Linked DNA regions of Homo sapiens: region 1 is linked to region 2. Evidence: read pairs that join two places in POLR2A ChIA-PET (ENCODE). Cell type or tissue: endothelial cell of umbilical vein. All regions are shown on one strand. Links, peaks and the distances in the headings refer to the core of each region. The heading gives the core; the rest is flanking DNA. Region 1 has its middle 16 kb from the start of FYN. Region 2 overlaps FYN (FYN proto-oncogene, Src family tyrosine kinase).

Region 1 (5,382 bases), core at 229-5,228, 62 kb after region 2:
TCAAAGATATAAAACAAAACTACCATTTGACCCAGCAATCCCATTACTAGGGATGTACCCAAAGGAATATAAATCATTCTATCATAAAGACATGCATGTGTATGTTCACTTTAGCACTATTCACAATAGCAAATACATGGAATCAATCTAAATGCCCATCAGTGGTAGACTGGATAAAGAAAATGTGGTACATATATACCATGGAATACCATACAGCCATAAAAAAGAACGAGATCATGTTGTTTGCATGAACATGGATGGAACTGGAGGCTATTATCCTTAGCAAACTAATGCGGGAACAGAAAACCAAATACTGCATGTTCCCACTTACAAGGGAGAGGTAAATGATGAGAACATGTGGACACATAGAGGGAAGCAACACACACTGGGGCCTACCAGAGGGTGAAGGGTCAGTAGAAGGAGAGGATCAGGAAAAATAACTAACGGGTACTAGGCTTAATACCTGGAGGATGAAATAATCTGTACAACAAACCCCCGTGACACAAGTTTACCTATGTAACAAACCTGCACATGTACCCCTGAACTTAAAATAAAAGTTTAAAAAAAGATATATTTTGGAAAGAGAAACAATAGGACTTGTTTACGAGTGGGAAAGGAAGGTGAGGGAGCAACCAAGAATAACCCTCAGGTTTCTGACCTAAGTAGCTCTGAAAATGGTGATGACATTTTCTGTGACAGGGAAGTCTGGGAGAAAAGCAAGGAGAGCTTATGTTTGTGTTAGAACATGTTAAAGTTGAGATTCCTGAGACATATTCAAGCAGAGATGTTATTATCAGTTGAATGTATGAATCTGGAGCCTGGTAGTGGGGGAGGGAGTTTGGGTTGGAGTTATAAATGAGGTAATTAATATCTGTGGTAATTAAAGTCATGGGAAACGAATGAGCTCACTTAGAAAGAGGACCTAGGACTGGGCCATGAGAGGTCAGGTAGAGGAGAAGACTGAGAAGGAACAGATAGAGAGGCAGAAAGAAAACCAGTCAGATGTGGTATCTGAGGAGGCGTGAGGAGAGTGTTTTCAAGTGGAAATGGTAAATGTTGTCAAATATTAGCCAAAGATCTAGGAAAATGAGATCAGAAAAATGAACCCGGGATTTCGTGAAGTAGAAGTCATTGGTGATTAGTTGGGGAGTGGGCTAAGACATCAAGGAACAGTGAGGAAGTGGACACAGAGAGTATATGACCTTTTTAGGAGGTTTAGTTCTGAAGGGGGTGCTGCAATACGCATGGCTCAAGACCAAAACACAAAAGTCCACAAACAAATGAAAAAGCATTTCACCACATGGAAAAGCAAATTCAAGTAGAAAAAGGAAATCTTTTTTAAAACAATTTCTATCAAATTGGCAAAATACTGGATATTTTCAAAGTGGGGGAGGGATGCGCTCTCCTCCAAACTACTATAAAGAGATGGTAAATTTATATAACATTTTTGGACTTAGCTTTGTATTAACCATTTTGACCAGCAATTTCATTCCTAAGAACACATCTGAGGAAACAATCATGGATCTGTGCAAAAATGGCTGTATTTTTTGGTCTCCGTATCATGTATGATAGTGAAATATTGGAAAACAACTGTGATAGCCAACAATAACAGACTGGCTAAGTTATAAAACAAACTCAGAGACAAATTACTGAGGACACTGCTGTGGTCCAATCAATCTATAGATTTCAATATTTCTGGGAAAGTATTGCCAGAATGTAAGACAAACCAGGCAATACTACTATAGAAAATATTTGATTGAAAAAAATTACTAAAAAGTTCTGACTTTGTGCAGGATTTGGCTACCTGAAAGGCCAAGAGTACATGAAATTACTTCAGAAATAAGGTTTTACAGATTACTTTAACAAGCACTCCATCATATTTACTACAACTAGCAGAGTAACCAGGTTCAATCTTGGGATTCTTGGTAGGATTCTCGTTAACAAGAAGCCATACATGAATTTGATTATTAATTCATTGGGGATTTCTCCTCTCCTTATCTTCTATCTTACAGTGCCCAATATCTTAATTTTTTCCAGCCTCATAGTCTTGGAGTTCTGCCTATATTTCTGGTAAATCTTTTAAGACTCAGCATTGCTCCAGGATTTATTCTTTTGAAATCTGTTAAGAGGGTTTCCTCTTCGCTAACCCCATGGTGCGTGTTCTTTCTTTCTTTGTGTTCCCATAGCTATTTTCACTGTGTCTTTCAAGTAGCACAATGCGGTGATGAGGAGAGGGAAACTGGCTGAGAATTTTGAAGATTGGAAAATTGGGTCGATGCCAAAAAGTAGGAGTCTATGTATCCCTTTTGCTCATTTACTTGCTCAGGTCACTGAGGACTGGAAAGGCTGAAACTGAAACAGTAGGAGGGTTATCTTTTGTCAACAGAAGCAAGCAAAGGCGCAGATTTGCACATTTAAAGCGGTATTGTAGCTATGTAATGTGATGAAAGAGAGCTCTCTCCGACAGTGGATCCGTGAAAATTGATACGTGGGGAAACAGCAGATCATTGCCAGAATTTTTAAAAAGATTCTTCTTCTTATTTAAAGTCAAACTCTGATTCCTCCTCATTTACTTTCTAGTTCATGATGTTTTCTACCTCAAGTCTATCCTCTCTTGTCTTCAGAAAAGAGGATTTCAGCTTTCTATTTAACTGGATACTCATTAAGGCTCAGCCAGCAGCAGCAGGATGCCTGCCCCATCCAAGGAGGAGGGGCTCCAGCTGGGAAAAGGACAGAGCTTCTAGAGAGAAGCCCGGAGGCGGTCAGAGATGGACCTCAGCAGGGGCTGCACTTTTCAAAGCTGCTTTTCCTCTTTGGAGGAGAAAGAGGAGGATCAGAGGGTTGAAGTTCCCTCTTAGCACTTCTAACACCTACTTTGGACTTTATCACTACCAAATCAAGACTATAATGTGCAGTTGGTATGCCCATTTTAGTTAATTCAATTGGAAAAGAAAAAAAAAAAAAGACCTGCTAAAGACCTACTTACTCGAAAGATTTAGAAACAAAAGCCCAGGACTGTGGCAGCACAGGGACCAAGTGATCATAACTGCCATCGTCTTCCTTTCAAATGAAATGTAATCATATTTTTGCTCACACATGCTTAGGGAATTTCTGGCAAGATACCCAATTAACTACTGTCAATGATTATGTCTGGGGAGGGGTCCTAGGGCAATGACAGGCTGGAGGGAATTTTATCTTTTGCTTAATACCCTCTGTTCTGTTAGAGCTTTTAATAAAATCTGTATATAATTTTTATTTTTAAAAACTATCAATTCAGCTTTTAAGCTATTGAGTGTTCTAATTTTTAAAATGAACTACTTTGCCACTTAACATAAAGCGACGTAAACAGAAAGGAGTAAAGGAAATTTTTTTCTAGAGTTTCCTCTCCCCTATTCCAAGACTCAAATGCGAGCTATGTTCATTCAGATAGAAAGATGGACAATATGATGGTGGCTGCTTAGAAGCAGGAGAATTTGAATTTGAACACAGTGCTACAAACCTGAATGCATTTTATTGAATTTCTTCTTCTTCTAGGCAGTCATCTCACAGGACTACATGAATGGTTTTGGTGAGATTTCTTCTGTCTCAATTTCTGCATGTAAATTGAAAACTATAAAGCACATGGGTTAGAATGAACAAAGGCTTGGAATAGATGCATCCCCTTCCATTTGGAGCCCTGAATAAAAGTCATGGCTTAGAAGAAGGAATGGCAGAGAAGAGGGAGAGAAGGAGAGAAGATAAACAGAATTAATGGGCATAGTCTCATTTTACAATTAAATAAAGACACTTTAATGGATATATGGATATTTCTTATAGATGACAGAGCAACACCACAAGTATTTCTTGATTTCTACAGTTCAAGTGCTGCTTAGAAGGAATCTATTTCTTTTGTAAAATTATATAATAATTTATGGGCCCATGAGGAGTATCCCATTTAAAGGACTCTAATTAGGAATATTTTTGTAAAACTCATTCCATTAATTATCTCCTTTCTTTTATATCCCTTCAGCCTTTTGCATTCCATTAGTTCTTCCTTCTCATCAGACTTATTTATGACATTTTCATCCTAAGACAAAGAAAGAAAGAAAACTCTATCATGTCTCCTCTAGTTACTGCCCTCTCTCCTTCCCTTCACAGCTAAGTCCCTTCAAAAGGATGGTCTCCCCTAGGTCACCAACCTATGTTAGAAATATTTGGGAATATGGAAAAGAAATAAGAAGACAAGTGTAGAGGCAGGAAGGCCCTTATCATTTTTTGCCCAAATGATTTTCCTGCCTCTACACCTCTCCTCTTACTTCTTTTCCATATTCCCAAATATTTCTAAAATGCAAATGTGATTATGTCACTTGTTCATTTACAAATCTCTATTCCCTGTTGCTTGTGGGACAACATCCAAATTCCTCAGCATGACACACTAAGAAATATACTAGGTACTCATAGCAGATTGTGCTGTGTCCTTCACAAACACCCATACCAGCCATGTTGTTTGTACTGTGTGTTTATAAATATAATGGGTTCTCAGAGCATGTTGGCTGTTCTCAAGCCTTTGTACCTTTGCATAAGCTCTTCCCTTTTCCTGGAATGATCTTCCTCCTTTCAACTGCCTAATATCTGCATTTTCTTTAAGACCTAGCTCACTGTCATGTTGACCAGGAAGCTTTTGCTGAACTACCAGTGTGGGTGAGGTATTCTCTTGTGATGTATCCTCTCACGTACCACTCATTGAATAAGTTATGCTCCTGTATACTACAGGCACTCCATAAGTGTTTATTGAATGAATTAACTCATGAATGGTGACTATAATCTCTTCATTTATTTTAGGGTCATTTTTTTTTTATTTTAACATTTATTTATTTATGCATTTACTTATTTATTTATGTATATATTTTTAAGACAGAATCTCACTCTGTCACCCAGGCTGGAGCGTAGTGGCGCCATCTCGGCTCACTGCATCCTCTGCCTCCTGGGTTCCAGCGATTCTACTGCCTCAGCCTCCCAGGTAGCTGGGATTACAGGCACATGCCACTACACCTGGCTAATTTTTTTTTTTTTTTTTTTTTTAGTAGAGATGGGGTTTCACTATGTTGGCCAGGCTGGTCTTGAACTCCTGACCTCAGGTGATCCACCCACCTAGGCCTCCCAAAGTGCTAAGATTACAGGCGTGAGCCCCTGCACCCAGCCTTAACTTTTATTTTAGGTTCAAGGGTATATGTGCAGGTTTGTTATATGGGTAAATTGCGTGTCATAAAGTTTGGTGTACAGATTATTTTTTCACCCAGATAATAAGCATAGTACCCACTAAATAGGTTTTCAATCCTCACCCTCCTCCTATCTGAATCATAGATTTAGAATCATAGACCCAAAAAGGGATTTTATTGAATG
Region 2 (5,382 bases), core at 281-5,280:
TCTTATGCCTTCTTTCATTTTCAGACCCTGTCCCCTCCACTACTCACTATTCAAATGAACACTAGCTTTCAGCCAAAGTGTTACCAGGTAGCCACAAAATGAGGTCTTGCACACTTTTACTCCTAAGGTTATCTGAATCAAGTTCACAAATTCATAAACTGAACCAATGCATTTGTCAAAAAGAATCTTTATTTTATTCTGGTGATTAAGGAATTGTTTAAAGTTTTCATTACTTCTGAAAACTCCTCTGAGCTCCCATCTCTGAGCATTGCAGGCATTGCCTCAGATGGTCAGGCCTAACATGAGCACTCCACTGGTTGTAAAACCTGCTAGAAGACTGACAGAGTCAGAAAGCCATTGCCTCTGATGCGTAGGAATGGTGGTCCACAGGCCTTGCTGGGATCTTTTTGGACTGCGGGCAGGGAGGCCTGGACAGCTCTCCATGGTCCCGAACAAGACAAACATTCCAGTGCACAAGCCCTTTGTGGGAGGCACCCTCTTTTCCATGTAGCTACTGTACTTTCAAGATCTTAGCTGAAAACCAATTTAATTGCCTTAATATAAACACCAGACAGCGAGTTTTATTAATTTGGCAACTGAAATAACATAGAGCTTCTGGGATTTATACTCTATAGAGGGTAGCAACATAGGAGACAGAGCACAGTTTTGATAACTATACAGACCTGGGCTCAAATCCTAGCATTTTCTCTATCACAGGATACCAGGCAAGTTACTAAGCTTCTCTGACTGTGGTTTTCTCATCAGTAAAATGAAGATCTCAATACCTACCACACAGGATTTCTGTGAGCATTAAATTATATAAGGTAAGATAGAAGAATGCCTAGTGCAGTGCAGACACACATGGTCGTGTGAGGGAATGGAAGTTAGTAACACATATTCCCAGGCTTACTCTTCCCAGCTGCTCATGTGCACTCTGGCTTTGCCTTCCTGGTTCTTCCCTTTGCCCTGACCTGTTTGGGGGAGTTCTGTGATGCAGAATCAGGAGGAAAGGTGGGAGAGCAGGTGGGCCACAGTTAGGAAAGGCTTGGGGGCTCATTTGTAAGGGCTGTAACGTGTGAGGAAAGCTGGAGGGAAAAAGAGGGACTTAAAGAAATATTGCTGTAATTCTATATCCCTCTATGGTATTGAGAAAGACAAGTCAAGATGTGCTATTCTGAAATTACTGTCACTAGATTGTATTTCTTTGACTCATATCATTCTGACACTGGATTGGGTGGGTCTGGATACATTAAGAGTTAGGGCGAGTATTCTATAATTTCATTACTATTTAAGTATACAACCATGGGAGTAGAAGCAGTAGACAAGCAAGAGAAAAGGCGAAGGGAAAACAACTGAGCTGCCAATCTCATTGAAAAAGGAATACAGGGAGGAGTGAAGACGCCAGAGGACTGTCAGGTTCCATTACCCATCCCTGATTCACTGGGATTTCTGTGAGTTGCTAGCATTTCGGTGTTTCAGTTTTTTCCCTTGTGAAATGGCAGGGTGGGAGAGCTACAGCATTATGGCACACTAGTTGGCCTTTTCAGAGCTGGTGTGGAGGTATGTTAGCATCTGGGCCTCCCAACTCTGGCTTTTACTGTTCCTTAAGAAGTACGCGTGTGTGCACTTCTATATATGTGTATATGTGTATGTATGTGTATTTATGCACACACATGAATTCTGGAGCTACCCCTGCACATACCATTAAATCATTTAAAAAGAAAGCCTTCAAAAGGGTAATCTGTTTATCCCTTCTACATTCAAACAAGAATATGCCTGAATCCAAAAACATGACTAATTTCGCTTCCTAAAAAATCTCCAAAGGAGAGATTTATAGCCCCCACTCCCTTAATGACATACTTGATCTTCTAGTAACTCATAATGGAAAAGTTCCTCTTTGTTACATTTTTAAAATTGCACTCTTGCTTGCATTTCCAATTCTCCTTACCACATTATTTTAGTTTTGCATAGGACATATCCCCTTCTAACAATGACAGAATTTACTCATGTATTAATATTTACTGCTTACTGTCTCATCTCTTTTCTCCCAGCTAAAATAAGTGACCTTGTTCACCGATTTAGGCCATGTACCGAAAACAGTGCCTAGCTCATACCAGGGACCCAATAAACATTTGTAATTAGAAGCTGACTTTTTGTTCTGTTTCTTTGATAAAATCACAAACCTACAGAGCTGGAAGGGACCTTAGAAAGGGACCTTTAGAGATGAGAAAATTGAGGCGCTGTGAGGGGAAGCTGCTTGTCTGAAATTTTGCACAGAATTTCCTGAGCCCTTATCAGAGCTCTTTCCAGCTCATCTCAGTGCTTCCACGCAGAACTGTGGTCCTGGAGACAGGGCAAGAGTCGGCCAACGAGAGAGGCTGAATCTCACCTCATTTAGAGCAAGAGAGTCAGAGAGAAGAAGCTGTAACATTTATTTACAGAAAAGTAAAGTCTCATAATAATAATAGTCTATGGATCAGTAGCAGCTTTCATCTAAGGATCTCAGAGAGCTTATGAAATTCTCATCCCACAATGTGAGGTATCATTATCTGTTCTCAGTCAAGTAAATTAAGAAGCTGAGTGTTCTATGGTCTTATTGCAGGCTGGTTCAAAGACTCTTTGGGGCTCTATGTCCTCTCCATAGTTTTTCTCATCCTTAACACCAAGCTGCAACAGCTACAGGAACCTCCCAGTTTACTTTCTTCTAGATGTCCCTAAAACCATTCCGGCTCATGCCCATCTTTAAGCCAGTGTGTAGAGGAACAACACTGGGGATTTGAGGTGTTCAATCATGTAATGCCCCCTTTTGGGTCACCAGCGGCTCAGGCTTCCTGAGCTGGTCCTGGAGAAAAGCTGACCACAGTGACACTGGGGGTATACGACAGCTTTTTGGGGGTAAAAAGAATTATTTTTCTTTCCTCAGTTTACTGCCCATGCCCCCACATACCCTTTCCATCAACTTGGTTGAAAGTTTTACCCACCCACACAATTACAGTGTTCACAATTATTCCTCAGCTATTTAAGAACCACATTAAAGACCAATTAGATTGAGTCAACACAACAAGCCCTGCTGAGGAGCCCATTTAGATTTTGACTAAGGGTACTCTTTCTTCTTGGGGGAGATGGGGGAAACGGTGGATTCTGAAATCTGACACTTCTCATCATAAAGCTTTCCCCAGGCCCCTAACTGCACAGAGGCAGGCAGGCTTGCCCTCCTTACTCTCTTGGCCAGTAAAGATGCTGTCCAACCAGTGCAGTCCAAAACAACCTCAGCACCACAATGGCCGCTTCACTCCGTGTCAAGTTGACAGTGTTGTTCTAGAGTAGCGGAGGAACCCTGGTTACAGTTGACTGTGTACCCTGAGAACTTCCTCCTCTTCTGCAGCTCCTGGGACTGCACTGCTGACCTTGTCCTTGGGCTGGAAACTTAATGGCCAAATTCCCCAGCCAGCATCCTGAGGTTTCTGGCCCCTTGGAGCAAGCAGAAATTGCTTACTGAGCTCAGGATTCCCCAAAGTGTTTTCTGAAAAACCCATGCTCTGTGGGATACCCAAAGGTGTGATGTGGAAAAAGAACTTTGTGATCAAACAAGTTTATGAACTGAGTATAAAAATATGTTAAACAACAGTAGTTCCTTAAAAAATTAAAAATAAAATTACCATAGGATCCAGCAATTCTACTTCTGGGTATCTAGTTGAAAAATTGAAAACGGGGTCTCCAAAAGATATTTGTACGTCCATGTTCATAGCAACACTATTCACAATAGCCAAAAGGCAGAAGCAACCCAAGTGTCCACTGATGGATGAATGCAAACAAAATATGGTCTATACATACAATGGAATATTATTCAGCCTTAAAAAGGAAGGAAATTTTGACACACGCTACAACATAGATTAACCTGGAGGACATTATGCTAAATGAAATCAGCCAGTTGTAGGACACATTCTATATGATCCACTTACATGAGGTACCTAGAGGAGTCGAATTTATACAGACAAAAAGTAGAACGGTGGTTGCCAGGGGCTAGGGGAATGGCAGAATCCGGAGTTGTTGTTTAAGAGGTATGGATTTTAAGTTTTCCAAGATGTAGTCATGACTGGTTGCACAGCAATGTGAATACACTTAACACAACTGAATTGTACACTTTAAAATGGTTAATATGGTAAATTTTAGTGGCATGTGTTTTACCACAATTAAAAAAACAACACATTAAACAGTCTTTGCAGTAGGACTTCTCAGAGCCTTTAAATGTTAATGTGCACAGGGAATCCCCAAGAGGGGGATATAACAAGCAGCTCTTCCCAGCTTATCTGGCCACAGAATCCATTTTCCACACATCTCCTGGGACCAATGTGCTTCAGAACATGCTTTACGAAATGAGCTACTAAATGGAAAACTGTTAGAAAACATGAAATCCTATTTTTTACATTTACATAGAGGCAGGCGAGATTCCAGAGCCTGAAGTCAGATTTTCAAAACAGTCTTAACTCACCATCATCCTCTCATAGAGGAGAATCAGATTCTATCCTCAACTGTGTCACTCATCAGCAGGGTGGTCTTGAACAAGTAGTACTCTCCCCGGGCCTCTGATTTCTCACCTGATGTGTGGGAAAAATACCTGCTCAACCTATCTCACCGGTCTGTAGTAAAATCTAATTAGAAACATTTGTAAAAGAACCTGAAAAGTACCAAGGGCTATTCAAAACGTAGGATAATTAGTAAGTATGTACTAATGCTTATTAAGGTGCAGCAGACAAGGAAGAGAGCCCAGGTCTCTCACATCAGGAGCTCAGATTGTTAAGCACAGAACAGACACCAATAAGCACAGAAATGAAAGAAAGGAAAAGAACCATAGACTGAGCACTTCCAGTAGAGCAAAAACAGGGAGACTGGGAGAATGGAAGTCAGAAAACATAGGTTGAGAAGCTGATTTTACTGCTGTCTGACCTTAGACAAGTTATTTAGCTTCCCTGACTTGCGGCTTGTTCAGCTGTCGGATGATGTAGTTGGAAGAGATAACCTCAAAGGTCACTTCCAGCTCCATTAAGTCTATGAAATACTGCAATAGACATGCCACGGATACATGCATGATTCCTTCATCAGATGCTTAAGGGCCTACCCTGTGCCTGGCTTGGTGCTAGGATGTGGAGAAGAACAGATCACTGTCTCCATGCTCCTTGTTGAATAAAGCAGGAGCCTCTGGCCTCCAGACCAGCTGGCCTCAGAAGATGAGGCTGCTCACATGGGGATGTCAGGGACTCATTTCCTTTGTAGTATTCTCCTGGTCCTCCACCCCCATAATTTTTTTAAAAAGTGTTTCTAAAGTATCTTTATTGAACTACTGACTCAATGGAGCCAGACAGATGGTATGGAAAAGTTGCT

Evidence for each region. Peaks named below come from ENCODE experiments on the same cell type or tissue, not always from the same donor. Only the 100,000 strongest peaks of a DNase experiment are listed, where the experiment ranks them.
Region 1: POLR2A ChIA-PET joins it to region 2 with 5 read pairs; 7 of 35 experiments call an interaction of 5 or more read pairs at or near these places.

The regions. Positions count from the first base shown.
Region 1 is chr6:111,886,779-111,892,160 of GRCh38, forward strand. No RefSeq gene overlaps it. Among named protein-coding and RNA genes, the nearest start is that of FYN, 16 kb to the left of the region's middle. RefSeq lists an enhancer at 2,116-3,061. In endothelial cell of umbilical vein, for the core only: no CTCF peak of the experiment used is centred there; a DNase peak (open chromatin) is centred at 2,263.
Region 2 is chr6:111,824,721-111,830,102 of GRCh38, forward strand. All of the region lies in intron 2 of FYN (FYN proto-oncogene, Src family tyrosine kinase), which reads right to left. Among named protein-coding and RNA genes, the nearest start is that of FYN, 46 kb to the right of the region's middle. In endothelial cell of umbilical vein, for the core only: no CTCF peak of the experiment used is centred there; a DNase peak (open chromatin) is centred at 5,071.